Linked DNA regions of Homo sapiens: region 1 is linked to region 2. Evidence: read pairs that join two places in POLR2A ChIA-PET (ENCODE). Cell type or tissue: PC-9. All regions are shown on one strand.

What was found. Peaks named below come from ENCODE experiments on the same cell type or tissue, not always from the same donor. Only the 100,000 strongest peaks of a DNase experiment are listed, where the experiment ranks them.
Region 1: POLR2A ChIA-PET joins it to region 2 with 5 read pairs; 2 of 35 experiments call an interaction of 5 or more read pairs at or near these places.

What each region holds. Positions count from the first base shown.
Region 1 is chr9:125,811,756-125,819,755 of GRCh38, forward strand. All of the region lies in intron 2 of PBX3 (PBX homeobox 3), which reads left to right. Among named protein-coding and RNA genes, the nearest start is that of PBX3, 68 kb to the left of the region's middle. In PC-9, no CTCF peak of the experiment used is centred here; a DNase peak (open chromatin) is centred at 4,006.
Region 2 is chr9:126,154,913-126,162,912 of GRCh38, forward strand. No RefSeq gene overlaps it. Among named protein-coding and RNA genes, the nearest start is that of MVB12B, 170 kb to the right of the region's middle. RefSeq lists enhancers at 2,483-3,241, 7,558-8,000. In PC-9, no CTCF peak of the experiment used is centred here; no DNase peak of the experiment used is centred here; H3K27me3 peaks cover 7,166 bases.

The sequences.
Region 1 (8,000 bases), 340 kb before region 2:
TACATGGTGGAGAGAGAGATAATCTTTCTCATGTCTCTTTTTTTAGACATTTAGATGAATTTCATCATGGGGGCTCTGTCCTCATGACCTATTTATCTCCTGCTGTGGTCTGAATGTTTGTGTCCCCTGCAAATTCATATGTTGAAACCTCGTCACCATTGTGGTAGTATTAAGGGGTGGGATCTTTGGGTGGTGATTAGGTTATGAGGGCTTCACCCTCATGAATTATATTAATACCCTTGTAAAATAGGCCCAAGGGAACTTATTTGTCCTTTCTGCCTTGTGAACACGCAGCAAGAAGGCACCATTTATGAAGTAGATTGAGCTTTCACCAGATACTTAATCCACAGGTGCCTTGATCTTGGGCTTCCTAGCTTCCAGAACTGTGAACGATAAATTTGCGTTGTCCACAAACTACCCAGTCTAACTTATTTTAACAGCCTAAACATACCAAGACACCTCCCAAAGGCCCTGCCTCTAAATATCATATTGGGAATTAGTGCTTCAATATATGAATGGGTTGGGGGGCACAAATATTTCCTCCATAGCAATTAGTGAATAATAAAACCAGCAGCCATGTACTCATACTCAGCTTTACCAAATATATGCATTTAACCATATTTTCTTCAGATTTTTAACAGTCGTTAGATATTATGGATGTAGTCTGCTTATTTGGATATTTTAATTGACTGGATTTGCTTTGTTTCTTTTCCATTTACAGACTTAAGAGTTTAACATTCTGTTACTTTAATTGATATCAGCATGCGTTTTTACTAAGACTCAAAATCTCTTTATTGATCAATACAGGGACCTGAGCGTTTTCAGTTCCCCTTCCTGCTCCTGTTTTACGCTTTTGCGTGGGTTACGAATACAGTCGTGTCACTTAATGGCAGGGTTACATTTTGAGAAACTCATCATCAGGCAATTTTGTCATTGTGAGAACATCATACAGTGTTCTTACACAAGCTTAAATGATATAGCCTTCTGTACACCTAGGCTATATGGGATAGCTCATTATTGTTCCTAGGCTACAAGTCCATACAGCATGTTATGTGCTGAATACTATAGGTAATTTTAACACAGTGGTATTTGTGTATCTAAACATAGAAAAGGTAGAGTAACAATATGGTGTAAGAGATAAAACATGGTATAGCTGTATAGGGCACTTACCATGAATGGAGCTTGTAGGACTGAAAATTGCTCAGTGAGTGAGTGGTGAGTGAATGTTTAGGCCTAGGACATTAGTGCATACTACCGCACACTTTATATATGATGTACACTTAGGCTATACTAAATTTATAAAAATATTTTTATTTCTTCAATAAGTTACCCTTAGCTTACTATAACCTTTTTACTATATAAACTTTAATTTTTAACTTTTTGACTTTTGTAATAACACTTAGCTTAAAACACATTGTACAGCTTTACAGAAATATTTTTTCTTTACACCACAGAGCATTCAGATTTTTTTTTATATCCGTATTCTATAACCTTTTTATTAATTTTTTTTACTTTTTAATTTTTTTTTGTTAAAAACCAAGCCAAACACACATTGGCATAGGCCAATGTGTAAGTAGGGTCATGATCATCAAAATATCAGTAGGTGATAGGAATTTTTTAGCTCCTTTATAATCTTATGAAACCATCATTGTATATGTGGTCCATGGTTGACCAAAACATCATTATGCAGTGTATAACAGTAAATGCAAACCCCAACTGTAGTCATTTAAACGCATCAAGATATCTTTTATGTCATATAACAAGACACCCAGAGGATTACAATTTGATTCAGTAACTCATTAATGTTGGAACCATTGTGTTTGCAATCCTTCTGGCCAATGAGAGCCCTTCAGGCTGTCATCTGTGTCTTTTTGACATGTCACCATTATTCTTCAAGCAGTTCCTTATATTCTGGTATGATAAGATGTTCCCAGCTTATCTTGTCTTTGCCTTGTCCTAGCCCTGGAATCAACCGTTTCTTTAAGTATACTTGGTTCCTTTTAGTGGATAATGACATTGAGAAAACAAGATTTGAGTGTAAGTTATGCTCATTGCTATTAGGTATCACTGCTTCTGAATCTACTCAATGAAAAGATCTAGAGAAATACATACATAAACACGTATGTCGGCCGGGCACGGTGGCTCATACCTGTAATCCCAAAACTTTGGGAGGCCAAAATGGGCAGATAACCTGAGGTCAGGAGTTCAAGACCAGCCTGGCCAACATGGTGAAACCCTGTATCTATTAAAAATAAAAAATTAGTTGGGCATGGTGCGCCCCTGTAGTCCCAGGTTTTCAGGAGGCTGAGGCAGGAGAATCACTTAAACTCGGGAGGTGGAGGTTGCAGTGAGCTTAGAGATCACGCTATTGCACTCCAGCCTGGGCGACAGAGTGAGACTCCATCTCAAAAAAAAAAAAAAAAAGTATCCTAGGATCAAAGCTAGCAGGTTGCATGTTCCCTTCAAAGATGGGTACTTTCATATTTGACCTAGTGTTCTCGCAGTTATTATATTTTTCTATACTTTGAAAAGTTACTACCCTTGTTAACTCTAACTTTGTATAGATTTTAACTTGTTTGTTCCATCTCTTTTTTTTTGGAATGGTACAATGCCAGTAAAACTGTAGAATGAGACAGAATGGATCCAAATTGTTCCAAACTGTACTGTTCTATTTAAGATGAGTGCCGTAAGTGCTGTGAGCTACATATATACATTTAGATCCCAGGATTTTTAGTTCTATAGAGTCATTCTAGAGGATGTGAATAGTGAAAATGTTTCCCATTAACAGATAGATGCAATTCTAACTATCTGAAAATAACCTAGAAAAAGACCTGCTATCTGGAACAGAAATGGAGAGACTACTTTTGACTGCCCAATGAATAACATTCATGATTATTGACCAGTACTGGATCAATTTAGCCTCAAAGACCATTGATCATGCTGTATTCTTAGAGCTGTATTGGCCTTTTACTTCTCCACAGAGGCACAGATTATAGTCAGTTTGGCATTCGTTTTTAATTTTATGAAGAGTGTTTTAAATTAAAACCTATCAGATCACTCTCCCTCCTTTGAGACATTAATGTGGTCCTTATATAATTAAGCCATCCACCATTCAAGCCGATTAACAACTTCCAGAATAGGAATTTGAGGTTGAAAACACTATTCCCAATTGCCATTCTTCAGCCTGAAGGATTAGGGAATTACAGCCTCTCATTTCTAACTCATCTTTTATCAGAATTCTGAAAGATAAAATCTTCCTTATTTCTCAGTTCCATTTCTTTTTCCTTACTTGTATGCTTAGGAAGATAATTTTTCCTCACAACCTGAAGAATTATGTCTATTTTTTTGAAAGACTGAAAGAAATCAGACTAAGTAGTCAGATTTTCTGTCCTTCAGGGTAACTTTCTGGGTCAATCCATTTTGAAAAGAATATTTTTCAACTAGTTAGCAGGTAATTTTAAATTATAAAAGTACTCTCCTTGCACAGTTGAAAAAAATGTTGTAACCTCTTGCTGTTCTTCTCCTTCCTATAGTCCCACTCATCAGAGAAGACCACATTTCATCTTTCTCTTTTTTGTTTTCTTGCTAGTTACCCACCATAAATTTAAATAACTGAAATTGTTGACTGTATATCATTTTTCCATGGTAAGGAATTTGGCTTATTTATATAATCTCCCACATAATTTCCTTCTCTTCCTCTCTGGTTTTGTTGTTGTATTATTTTTTGTTCTGCTGTAGGTTCCTCGTATAACATAAGCAATGTGTTCTCTAGCTTTGATTCCATCAATATCAGACTGTATTACTTTACTTTTATATGAAACAGGAGGAAATTAGTACTCCCTTCTTTAACTGTTGTACTTTTGATATTACCTCTTAATTATTTTTGGAGAATGGTTGTCTGACTTCTCCTTTGGGCAAATGTTCTTTGCAGTGACTGGGTGTGTGTGTGTGTGTGTGTGTGTGGAAAATGTGAGGAGGGACCAAATTTCTCAGGTGTTACTCAGACCTTCTTTTAATTTACTGCCCCATTTCCTGTTGCTGTTCTCTGTCCAAGGTTGGAGCCTCTGTCAGTCTTTGCTGGGAAAACCGGCTCCTACCTCCTTCTCATTGTAGATTTGGGCCTCCTTCACTGTGATGCACTTGTCATTGTGGTGTCTCATTTGTTATCTGTGTTACAGAAATTTATCAAAATCTGGTCTTCTTCAGCCCCACCCCCTACTCTTTCTCTCTGCCTCCCTCCGTCTCTCTCTCTCTCTTTTTGTTTTTTGAGACCGTGTCTTACTATGTCACCTAGACTGCGGTTTAGGGGTGCGATCATGGCTCACTGCAGCCCCGACTGCCCGGGCTCAGGTGATTCTCCCACCTCAGCCTCAGGCGAGGACCACCACGCCTGGCTAATTTTGGTTTTTGTTTTTTGTTTTTTGTAGAGACTGGGTTTTGCCATGTTGCCCAGGCTGGTCTTGAACTCCTGAGCTCAAGTGATCTGTGTGCCTTGGCCTCCCAGAGTGCTGGGAACACAGGTGTGAGCCCCTGCACCCGGCTCTTCCCCCTTCTCAATGGTATACCCTTTACAGTCCTATCAGAGGGAAACTGGAAAGGAAGAATGGAAATTAAACATACATACTCAGTCTGCTCTCTTGAGCCAGAAGATCCAGAGCGATGCTTGCTTTTTAGTTGTCTTCAATTGTTATTGAATATTTCTATGGTGCTTTTACATTGTTCGGAGTGATTTTATCTGCTTAATCTTCATAACAACCTTTGATTTAGGTGGAATGTATATTACTCTTGTTTTACAAATTAGGAAAGTGAGGATTAGAGCGGCTAAGTAAGGGATTTACGGATGGTCACTTGCCTGAGTAAGTTGCAGAACTGGGATAGAGATTAGTGCTCGAATCTTCCAACTCAGGGTTCAGTTCTCTTTATATTATACTCTTTTGACTGGGGAAAGGGTTGTGTCTGTCCTCAAGTTTTAGTCTGTCTCTCTTTTTTGTGTGTGTTTGTGTGTGTGTATATACACAGAACATTTCAACACTGAAATTGCTTGGCAGTTTCATGGTCTTTGTGCCATACCTTCTTTAACATAGAATCCCAGTTTAATCTTTTTATCCTTTACCAGTTCTCTTCTTTTCTTGTAATGTCTCATCATTTAGATTATCAGATGATTGGTCCTTTTTGACTATTTTTGGAGACACCAGAGTTCTTATATGGTTTCATTTTTTTCTGCAGTTAATGTATCTGTGCATGCGTAGCTGATCTTCACCTTGTTAAAAGGTGAAACAATTTTTTTAATCAACATTTTTTGCTTCTTAGTCTTTCCAAAATCAGTCATGAAACTAGAGTGAAGAATTATTCTGTGTTGATAACCTCAATAGAGTAAAGAATTGGTCTGTGTTAGCACTGGTCTGTAAAGGCTACCTATAAGTAGTTTGGTTTTATCAGTGTGACTAGTTTCTTTAAAGTAGATTAGAGATGAAGTTTAGATACAACACATATTGAATCACACAGATTTGTTGTTTACTTCCAATACTTATTTATTAGGTAAAAATAAACCTATAAGAGATCTTCTTCAAGAGTATTTGCATCCCACATTCCAACACTATTCAAAGCCTTATTTTCCTAGAGATCTTGGAGGTGGACTAGAGGTACTTGTGACTTATGTGATGATGTATTTTTTTGCTTATAGATTAATCCACTGGGGTTTGTGCGATAGATACATGTCCCCTATTCTGAAAGAAACACACACACACATTAATTTCATTGAGTCTTTCTTTACATTCATATTTGCTGAGTTGCACAACTCCAGGTTGCATCATTTATAATACACTTTGATAACGGTGCATTCTAGAATTGTGCACAATGGCTACCCCACTAAACTAATCTAACTAAAGAACTCATAGAATGTAATTTAATGAAATAATTTTAAGTTTGGGAATTTTCATTCAGCTTTGATTCTAACTCACTGTAAAGTCTTACATCTTATTTTTTTTGTCCTACAAATCGAAAAAATACCATCTGCTCTAGTACCCACTTACCTCACAGAAAAGATTTGTTAGATTTTTAAAAAATTGCGGTGGAATTCCTTGGAGATAAATTCTTGTGAGTATAGCGTGCACCAGCTGTAGATGATGGACCATTCACAAAGTATATTATAAATGGTGTAGTATTGGCTGGATGCGGTGGCTCACGCCTGTAATCCCAGCACTTTGGGAGGCCGAGGCGGACGGATCACGAGGTCAGGAGATCGAGACCAGACTGGCCAACATGGTGACATCCTGTCTCTACTGAAAATGCAAAATTAGCTAGCATAGTGGCTCACACCTGTAGTCCTAGCAACCTGGGAGGCTGAGGCAGAAGAATAGCTAGAACCCGGGAGGCGGAGGTTGCAGTGAGCTGAGATGGTGCCACTGCACTCCAGCCTGGGTGACAGAGCAAGCCTTTCGTCTCAAAAAAACCAAAAAAAAAACAAAAACCAAAACCAGATATAGTATTACCAGAGAGTTCCTGCTCATAAGTATAAAAACATTTCTTACTTAAGTTATGAAGTTTGAAAATGAGCCTTACATACATAACCATACTTTTTTTTTTTTTAATTTGAGACGGAGTCTCACTCACTCTGTCACCCAGGATGGAGTGCAGTGGCATGATCTCAGCTCACTACAGCCTCTGCCTCCTGGGTTCAATTGATTCTCCTGTCTCAGCCTCCTGAGTAGCTGGGATTGTGGGTCTGTGCCACCACGCCCGGCTAATTTTTATTTTAATTTTTTTTGTATTTTTAGTAGAGACAGAGTTTCTCCATGTTGACCAGCTGGTCTCAAACTCCTGACCCCAAGTGATCTGCCTGCCTTGGCCTCCCAAAGTGCTGGGATTACAGGCATGAGCCACCACACCTGGCATGATGAGATTATTTTTTTAAAGATATATAGAAACAGGGTCTTGCTGTGTTGCCCAGGCTGGTCTTGAACTCCTGGGCTCAAAAACCTGCCCGCCTCAGCTTCCCAAAGTGTTAGGATTACAGGCGTGAGCCACTGCACTCAGCCTTGATGAGAATTATTTTTATTATTTTGAAGATGATGATGATGATGATTATTATTATTATTTGAGACGAAGTCTTTCTCTGTTGCCCAGGCTGGAGTGCAGTGGTGTGATCTCGGCTGACTGCAGCCTCCGTCTCCCAGGTTCAAGGAATTCACCTGCCTCAACCTCCCGAGTAGCTGGGACTAGAGGTATGCACCACCAAATCTGGCTAATTTTTGTGTTTTTAGTAGAGATGGGGTCTCACCATGTTGGCCAGGCTAGTCTCGAACTCCTGGCTTCAAGTGATCCACCCACCTCGGCCTCCCAAAGTGCTGGGATTACAGGTATGGGCCACTGTGCCTGGCCTGATAATTATTTTTAATCTCATACTTTCTAATGTATAATTCCAAATCTAAAACTATTTTTTTACTTTTTAATTTTCCAAAGGAACATTAATTTTTATTTTTAAATTTTCAAGGCCAGGCGGGGTGGCTCACACCTGTAATCCCAGCACTTTGGGAGGCCTAGGTGGGCGGATCACCTGAGGTGGGTAGTGAGACCAGCCTGACCAACATGGAGAAACCCTGACTCTACTAAAAATACAAAATTAGCTGGGTGTGGTGGTTCATGCCTGTAATCCCAGCTACTCGGAAGGTTGAGGCAGGAGATCACTTGAACCCGGGAGGCGGAGGTTGTGGTGAGTCAAGATCATGCCATTGCACTCCAGCCTGGGCAACAAGAGTGAAACTCCATCTCAAAAAAAAGAAAAAAAAATTCAATTCTAGCTATAATAGATCAGCTGAACTATATGGAAATGGGAAACGTGCAAATACTACTGATATCTTCCCTGCTTGTAAGAAGAGGGTTTAGATATAGATATGGGCAAAGCTTCATTTATGAATAGATTTATATATCTTCAGTGTACATATATATCCAGTGTTTTATATATATATAAAACTGGTGTTTTATGTATATATACACAATGT
Region 2 (8,000 bases):
GAAGAGCCTCAGACTCAGGTTCAGAGGTTTTGTGAGACTGCTCAGCAGGAAGGTGAGCCTGAAAGGGAATGGACCTCTTCTGCACACATGCCAGGCCCCCCAGCTGCTCGAGGAAATGGGATTGGGGGCTTTGGGGCCCCAAAGGTATCCCTGCACAGCCCTGAGCCCTGGGGCGCAAATGCCCCCAGGCTGGAGGAGTGAGGTGCCATCATCCTCAGGTTCAGCAGCAGCGAGGAGGGTCCTGGGAAAACCTGCCCCCTCCTGGAAACTTTTTTATTTTATTTTATTTTATTTCATTTTGAGGTAGAGTTTTGCTCTTGTCACCCAGGCTGGAGTGCAGTGGCACGATCTCAGCTCACCACAACCTCCGCCTCCTGGGTTCAAGCAATTCTCCTGCCTCAGCCTCCTGAGTACCTGGAGCTATAGGCGTGCACCACCATATCTGGCTAATTTTTTGTATTTTTAGTAGAGACAGGGGTTCCCCATGTTGGCCAGATTGGTCTTGAACTCCTGACCTCAGGTGATCTGCCCGCCTTGGCCTCCCAAACTGCTGGGGTTATAGGCGTGAGCCACTGCGCCTGGCCCCCTCCTGGGAATTTTATAAAAGACTTCCTTATTTATTGTAAAGTAAATGTATTATGTTCTCCTGGTTATAAAGCCAGTAAGGACCTAACAAATACAAAGAAGAACAAGAAGAAAATAAAAAACATCCTTAATTCTATCACCTAGAGATACCCACCCTTACATATATCCTTCTTTTCTTTCCTTTTTTTGTGAATAATATTAAATATTGCTGCTATGGTTTCCTTCCCGTCCGTGGCTGACTGCACACGCCTCACTCAGCCAGGCCTCGGTGGCCCATGCAGTGGGAACCCTTTTGCTAATGACAAAGTGAAGGATCAGAGAGGTGAAGTGCTTTGCCAAGGTCACTCAACTTGAGAGTGACAAATGATTTATGCGCTCAGCTAACTTGAGTGACGGCAAGATGGGCAGGGCCGGTGTGCTGCTGAGGTTTCCATTCAGGTGATGGAGGTGGACCTATCTGCCCGGCCCCAGTGCTCCTCACCTCTCCCTCTACCTCTGAGGTACCCCACCCGGCTTTCTTAGGGATGTGTGCAAAGTGGGGACTTGTATGTGTCGTCCCCTTGATGCTCTCCTGTGAGCCCTGCCCGTACCACCCTCAAACAACAGGGTTGATTTTAAGGCCCCAGGGCAGCCCATCGGGTGAATGGGTCTCAGATCTTCAACTGTGGGCCCCGGGCATATGGAGACACAGGGGTTCATTTTGGGGTCCCTATGGGCAGTGGCCACCTTGCCACCGGCCCTCTAAGGTTGGCTGAAACTCTGTGACATCATGACAGGCTCATTCTTCCCAGTGCGGGGCCCACACAGGGTGTCAGAGCCCCTCACAGCCCTAGGGCCCATCTGCCAAATAAGGAAAGAGGCTCAGGGAGACGCCATCGCTTGCTCAAGGTCACAGGGCCGTGGAGGTAAGAGTCACCCTGGTCTTTCTGAGTCATGCACCTGTGTCCCTGACCTTCCATTGGCTTCTAGAGTGAGGGCTTCCATTCACCCTCAGCTGTCAGTGGCCCACGATCCAGGGATGTCCTGCAGGGAGTGGGCCGTGCCAGGCACGATGCCATAAGAACAGGGACAGTTGGCAGATGGTGGGGGCGAAGGTGGTTCTGGGGCCTCACTGTGCTGTGTGGCTGATGGAGGTGGGGTCACAGCAATGAGAAAAATCAAAGACAGTGATTGACAGATATAGCATCTACTTTCTCCTGCACACGTCTGGGCTGAAAGCTTCTTGACGTGGTCCTCCTCTGACAGCAGCTGTGATTCTGATCTCACCGATTCACACTTGCACACACTCACACACTCATCCAATAGTCATTACGTCCCTGCCATGTGCAAGACACTGTGTCAAGCCCTGGAGGAGCAGTGGGGAGAACTACATACAGCTACCGCCCCTGCCCTCATCAATCTTCCAATCTAAGGGAAGAAAAATAACAAAGGCTGATGAGCCTCCCGACAGGGAAAGGACCAACCTCACCCTCACATACACATACTCACACCTAAGCGCTTGTGTGCAGACACTCACAACACCCTCACACATGCACGCACACTCGTGTGAACATGTGCATACTCTTCTCCACTGACACTGGCTCACACCCATGCACACACGTGTGCACCCATACACTCACACGTGCACACACGTCTTCCCTAGGCACGCGGCCATTGCCCACATTTGGTTTCTGGTGGGCGTTTTCTGTCTACCTTTCTGTCCCTCTCCTCCCACTTTCTGTCTCTGTGGCTCACGATGCCTCATCTTTCTACTTTTCTTTATTTCCCACTCTTTCGTTCCCTTTCACCCTCTCTTCTGTTTCTTTCTCCCTCTTTGCATTTGCATGTCTCTTTTTCTTTATGTCTTTCTCTCTTCACGCTACATCTCTTTCTTCCTTCCCTGCCTCCCACTCTGCCTGAGATCGCTCTGTCTCCTTGACCCCAGTGCTGGCCCCCTGGTGTCCCCTGGGCTTGGAGAGGCAGCCAGGGCCAGGTGGGGCCAGGCCGGCTGGCGCCCCCACCACCACCCCCTCCCAGCACATGGAAAGGTGGCTCTTTCCGCTCTGCCTGGCGTGGGTGCGGTGATTTCATCTGCCTTTGGATATGAAGCTCAAATTGCACATCAAAAAGGATAATGCATCTTTAAGCTGTTACAACGACTTCTCAATTTTTCATTTCCTGTCAGGGTGGGAGCTGCAGGAGGCAGGGGCGGCCGCGGAGCCTGTCTCCTGCCAGTGAAGTGTCTGCCTGGATTTGAGCAGTAGGAAACCCAGGGGTGATAAATCGCTATTTCTAAGTAAATTTCATGCATTTGCCCTTTGGTTAAAGTCTCCCCTCTCAGCACTTTCCCCGTGCACACAGCCCGACTAATAACGCGCCGTGCAAGCTCTCTCCGCTGTGACAACTGATTGCACTTTGAAGTAATAATGGCTGATTTAATAATTGGTATAATTTTTCACTAGTACCTGAATGTCATCGACGCACAAAATAAGCTACCTGGACCCATGGCTGCAGCACTTTCCCTTCTTGGGGAAATCAATAATGCATTAAACCCCCAACCCAGGACCCCAAGAGGCCAGACCCTAGTGGAGGCTGTTATAGGGGGAGGTTTGGGGTCTCTCCATGGAGGCTTAATGGCAGGAAAGCTAGACAGAGGCTTTCAGATAGGCTAGGTCCCTAAGCCCAGCCAGGCTGCAGGAGAAGAGACCGAGAGCCGTGAATCTCCCCCAGACCCAGCTCACCCTCTAGGTTCCACCTTGGCAGCTTCTGTCTCCACCCGTGAAAGTCCCCTGAAACCCCCACTGGGGACTGCAGAGACGAAACCACCTCTCCGCCAGCATCAGCCGCCATGCACACAAACCACGTGTGCATGTGTCTGTGTTTCCGTGTGGGAATTGAGTTCAACTTCATCATTATTTAGAGAGGCCCTGTTATGAGCCAGGATCTGTGCTGGTGACAGAGTGGTGAGCAAGACAGACATAGTCGCTGCCCCCAAAGAGACTGTGACCTCTTAGAGAGTGTGAGCATGCGTGTATGCGCTGACGTGCGCGCGCGTGCGCGCGCACACACACACACACACACACGTGCGTCTAGCTGTCTCTGTCCATACAGTATGTGTTGTGTGTCTGTATTTATAAACGTGTGTGTCTGTCTAGGTCTGTGTGTTCAGGTGATGTGTGAGGGTGTCTGTGTGAAGATCAGGGTGTGAGTGGCCGCTCACTCTGCCTGGCTGGGCCTTGAGAACATGTCCCTTCCTAGACCTAAGGCCAGGCTACTTCTCCAAGTTGAATTGGGCAGGGGGCAGCAGGGAAGAGACCCTGGCACTGCCAAGGTCCAGTCCACCCACGCCTCCTCATGGCTCCCTGAGCTCTCCCTATTGTACCCTCCTGCCTGGCTTCTGCCCAAGCCACCTGCCTGGACAGAATACCCCTCCATGCAAAGCACACAAACTCTGCAGTCACATCTGGATCCTGTCCTCCGAAAAGTCAGACACACATAGCTCTGAGGCCATTTCCTCATCTGAAAAGAGGGCACAAGAATCCCTGACTCCCGGTTCTGTGTAGCATCATGGATGCAGCCTTCTTAACCCATGCCTGGACATAGACAGTCCTCCACAAACATTAGCTCCTCACTCTCCATCCTGTTCACAGTCACCTCCTGTGAGTTCCCTGAGGACAGGCCATGGCACGTAGCAGGCACACAGTGAATATCTGTTAAACAGATGTGTGGGCTGGTTTGTCAACCATTAACATAGACTTGGAAAAACCAAAGAGCTTCGGTCATGCCTGCCTTTGAGGTGATGGGGCTGGGGCAACCTCTCACCCACTGTGCAGTTTGTCAGAGTTTTGCAGGAGCGGGGGGGTCCTTGTCCCAGCAGAGCTGGAGCCCAGACAGGCCTGGATGTCCCATCTCCCCCAGCTCTCTCCCCTCCCACCCGCCGCTGTCTGGCTGTGAACCGGGAAATCGATTTCAACTTCATCTCATCTCAAGATCAAACGTCTTAAGTGAGATTATTCACGTTCCTCCATTGTTTCTAACTCATTTCCTATTTTCCAGTTGAAAAACCCTGCCAGAAGCATTCTGTGGCAGAGATTAAAACAATTTCAGAAGCAGGCACCCAATCCTTCTCTTTGGATGGTAAGCAAATTGGATGTCTGTGAGAAGCCGGCAAATTTTATTATGAACACATAGTTTGCTACTTAACTATCCTTAAGACCCCGGGTGCTGTGAGGCCCCAGCAGGAGGGCTCCAGAGGGGGCAAGATGAAAGGTAGGGAGGGAGTGGGGGTGCAGCAGACCCCCAACCGGGCCCCCAGCCCTTTCCTGCAAAGTGTGAACATCGGATCGCCATCCACAGCTCGGTTTCCTGGGGAAAAGGGAGGGAACCCACATGTTCTGGTACTCACCAGGCCCAGGCACCACGCTAGGCACTTCAAATGCCTGATTGCTCCGAATCGCCACAAAACTCTCGGGGAGCTGGAATTGCTTTGACCGTGTTGTAGATGAGGAAACAGACTCAGAGAAGAGAAGACATTGCCCAAGCTCTCCCAGCAAGCGGTTAGCGAGTGGGAATTAGAGTCCAGCTCATGTTCTTAACCATCACTGTGGGAGATTATTGCAAAAATGGCTGTAATTCTCACCTCTCCTTGCATCCCCAGAGTGGAGAGTCTAGTTCCCTATCCCTGGATCCTGGGTTGGCTTTGGGCAGTAGAACGTGGGGGAAGAGCCGTGTGCTAGGTGCAAGCTTAGGCCTCAAAAAAGTCTTGCACACATTTGTGCTCTCTCTCTCTCATTATTCTGCCCAGTTGCTGTGTGGACAAGCTCAGGCCAGCCTGCAGTGGGCAAGAGACCACTGGCGCAGAGCTCAGTTGTCTTAGCTGGGGACATCCTGTCACCCAATCCTCAGACATGTGAGAGAGCCCAGTCAGGAGAGCAGAGCTGTGGAGCCAACCCTCAACTGAACATAAATGCATGAATGACCCCAGCTGAGACCAGAAGAACCACCCAGCTGGTCAATAGAAATGCGAACAAAGATAAAGTCTTATTGTTTTAAGTGACTATAAATGACCATAAAGTCATACAACAGCTGATACAACCACCGACGAGTCCGAGGACCTGGGATCAGACTCCCAGATTTTCTCCCTCGGTCCCCCAGGCCCACATTGCATATTTACTTTGTGCCTGCTCTGCGGTAACTGATATGGGGGGTGGGGGGTGGATCTGGTTGCTGTTCCCACTGCTTGGTGCATGTGACAAAGATACAGGCTTGCCGCCCTCAGGCCCTGGCACTTCCCCTGACTGCTTCATCCTGCTACTGTCCTTAAACTTGTCAGCCTTTTCCATTAGACTCCTTAATGCCAACAAAATGATAGGGTCATTTAATGATCACCTACTATGTGCTGTGTTTTGTACCCAGCATTTCCTTCCTTCCTTCCTTCCTTCCTTCCCTCTCTCCCTCCCCTTCCCTCTTTCTTTCTTTCTTTTTCTTTCTTTCTTTTTCTCTCTTTCTTCTTTCTTTTTCATTCTTTCTTTTTCTTTCTTTTCTTTCTCTTTCTTCTTTTTCTTTCTCTTTCTTCTTTCTCTTTCTTCTTTCTTTCTTCTCTTTGTTTCTTCTCTTTCTTTCTTTTCTTTCTTCTCTCTCTTTCTTTCTTTCTTCTCTTTCTTTCTCTTTCTTCTTTCTTTCTTTCTTTTTCTTTCTTTTTTTTCTTGAGAGTCTTGTTCTGTCACCCAGTCTGGAGTGCAGTGGTGTGATCTTGGCTCACTGCAGCCTTGACCTCCTGGGCTCAAGTGGTCCTCCCAGGCTCAAGTGGTCCTCCCACCTCAGCCTCCCGAGATGTTGGGACTACAGGTGCCTGACACCTTGCCCAGCTAATTTTTGTATTTCTTTTCTTTTCTTTTCTTTTTTTTTTTTTTATAGAGACGGCGATTTGCCATGTTGTCCAGGCTAATTTGGAACTCTTGGGCTCAAGCGATTTGCCCACCTCGGCCTCCCAAAGTGCTGGGATTACAGGCGCGAGTCACCGCGGCCAGCCTGTGCGCAGCATTTTCTTTGCACATCTCACTGCATCCCCATCACAGTCTTATTACTTCCCATTTTATAGATCAAGGTGCTGAGGCTCAGTAATGTGTCCCCTAAACAGTATGTGGTGGAGGTGGGATGGAATCCAGGCCTGTACTTTTGTCTGCCTGACCTCTTATAGGCTGAAAACCTCCTTCTAAGTCCTGGGGTCTTCTCTGAATCCGGGTCATAGAAGCTCCAGTCCTGCATCTTTTCGAGGCAGCATTTCTCAGATCCTGAGCCTCCATGTGTCAGGGGCATGGTCTAGAGCCCCCAGTCTGACCAGGGGGGCACTTCCCAATCTTCAGGGGGTCCCAACCTTGAAAGCAACCAGGAATGCTGGATTCTGATCCTACCACACCCTTGGGAAAAATCTCTCTCTCTTTTTTTTTTTTGTGACGGAGTCTTGCTCTTGTCACCCAGGCTGGAGTGCAGTGGTGCAATCTCGGCTCACTGCAACCTCCACCTCCCAGGTACAAGTTATTTTTGTACCTCAGCCTCCCCGGTAGCTGGGATTACAGGCACGTGCTGCCACGCCCGGCTAATTTTTTGTATTTTTAGTAGAGATGGAATTTCACCATGCTGGTCTTGAACTCCTGAGCTCAGGTGATCTGCCCACCTCGGCCTCCCAAAATGCTGGGATTACAGGTGTGACCCACCGCACCCAGCCAGGAAAATCTCTTCACCTCTCTGGGCCTCACCTTCCAAGTCCACCCAATGGGCTGAGAACTGCTACCTCAGGGCCTCCATCTGGGGAGAGGTGGGTGAGAGGATGGCGTGGGCTTTCCAGGTTTGGACTGTCTGACTGAGGTGGGAGAGATGTGGTTCCTGGGGAGGAGGAGGTCTGGGCTGAGGAGGAGCCTGGGGTGGGTGGAGTCCGCAAGGTCTGGAAGGGCGGGGGAGCCAGAATGTTGACCAGGCACCATTTCTAAGCCAGGGCCTAGGCCCAGACAGGGGCTGTTATCATCCCCGTCACACAGATGTGAGGTGTCATGAAGTAACCACCTCTTTCAGCTGCTTCTCCCCTTTTCCTCCTCACAGAACCATCCCAGGTCTCAGACTGGCCCCAGAGCCCGGGTGTCCCCGCCTGTGGTGGCCCCAGCTTCTGAGCCAGCTGTGTCATAGGGTCCTTCCCAGTCTCGCCCACCACCAGCTGCTTTGGGCCACAGGGAGCACGTGCCTGGGGCTCTGTGTGACCCCTGGCTCTGTTTCCCTCCCAGAGGGGGCTGCTAGGCTCTATCTGTGTGAAGGTCATGCTATGCAGGCTTTGGCTGGTAAGCTCCTGGCTGGAGCGACCCCCCGCCCTGGCTTCAGCCCTCCCTGCCAGGTAAGAGGAACCGGCCCCAGTGATTAGAAGCTGGCGGGGAGCATGGGAGAGG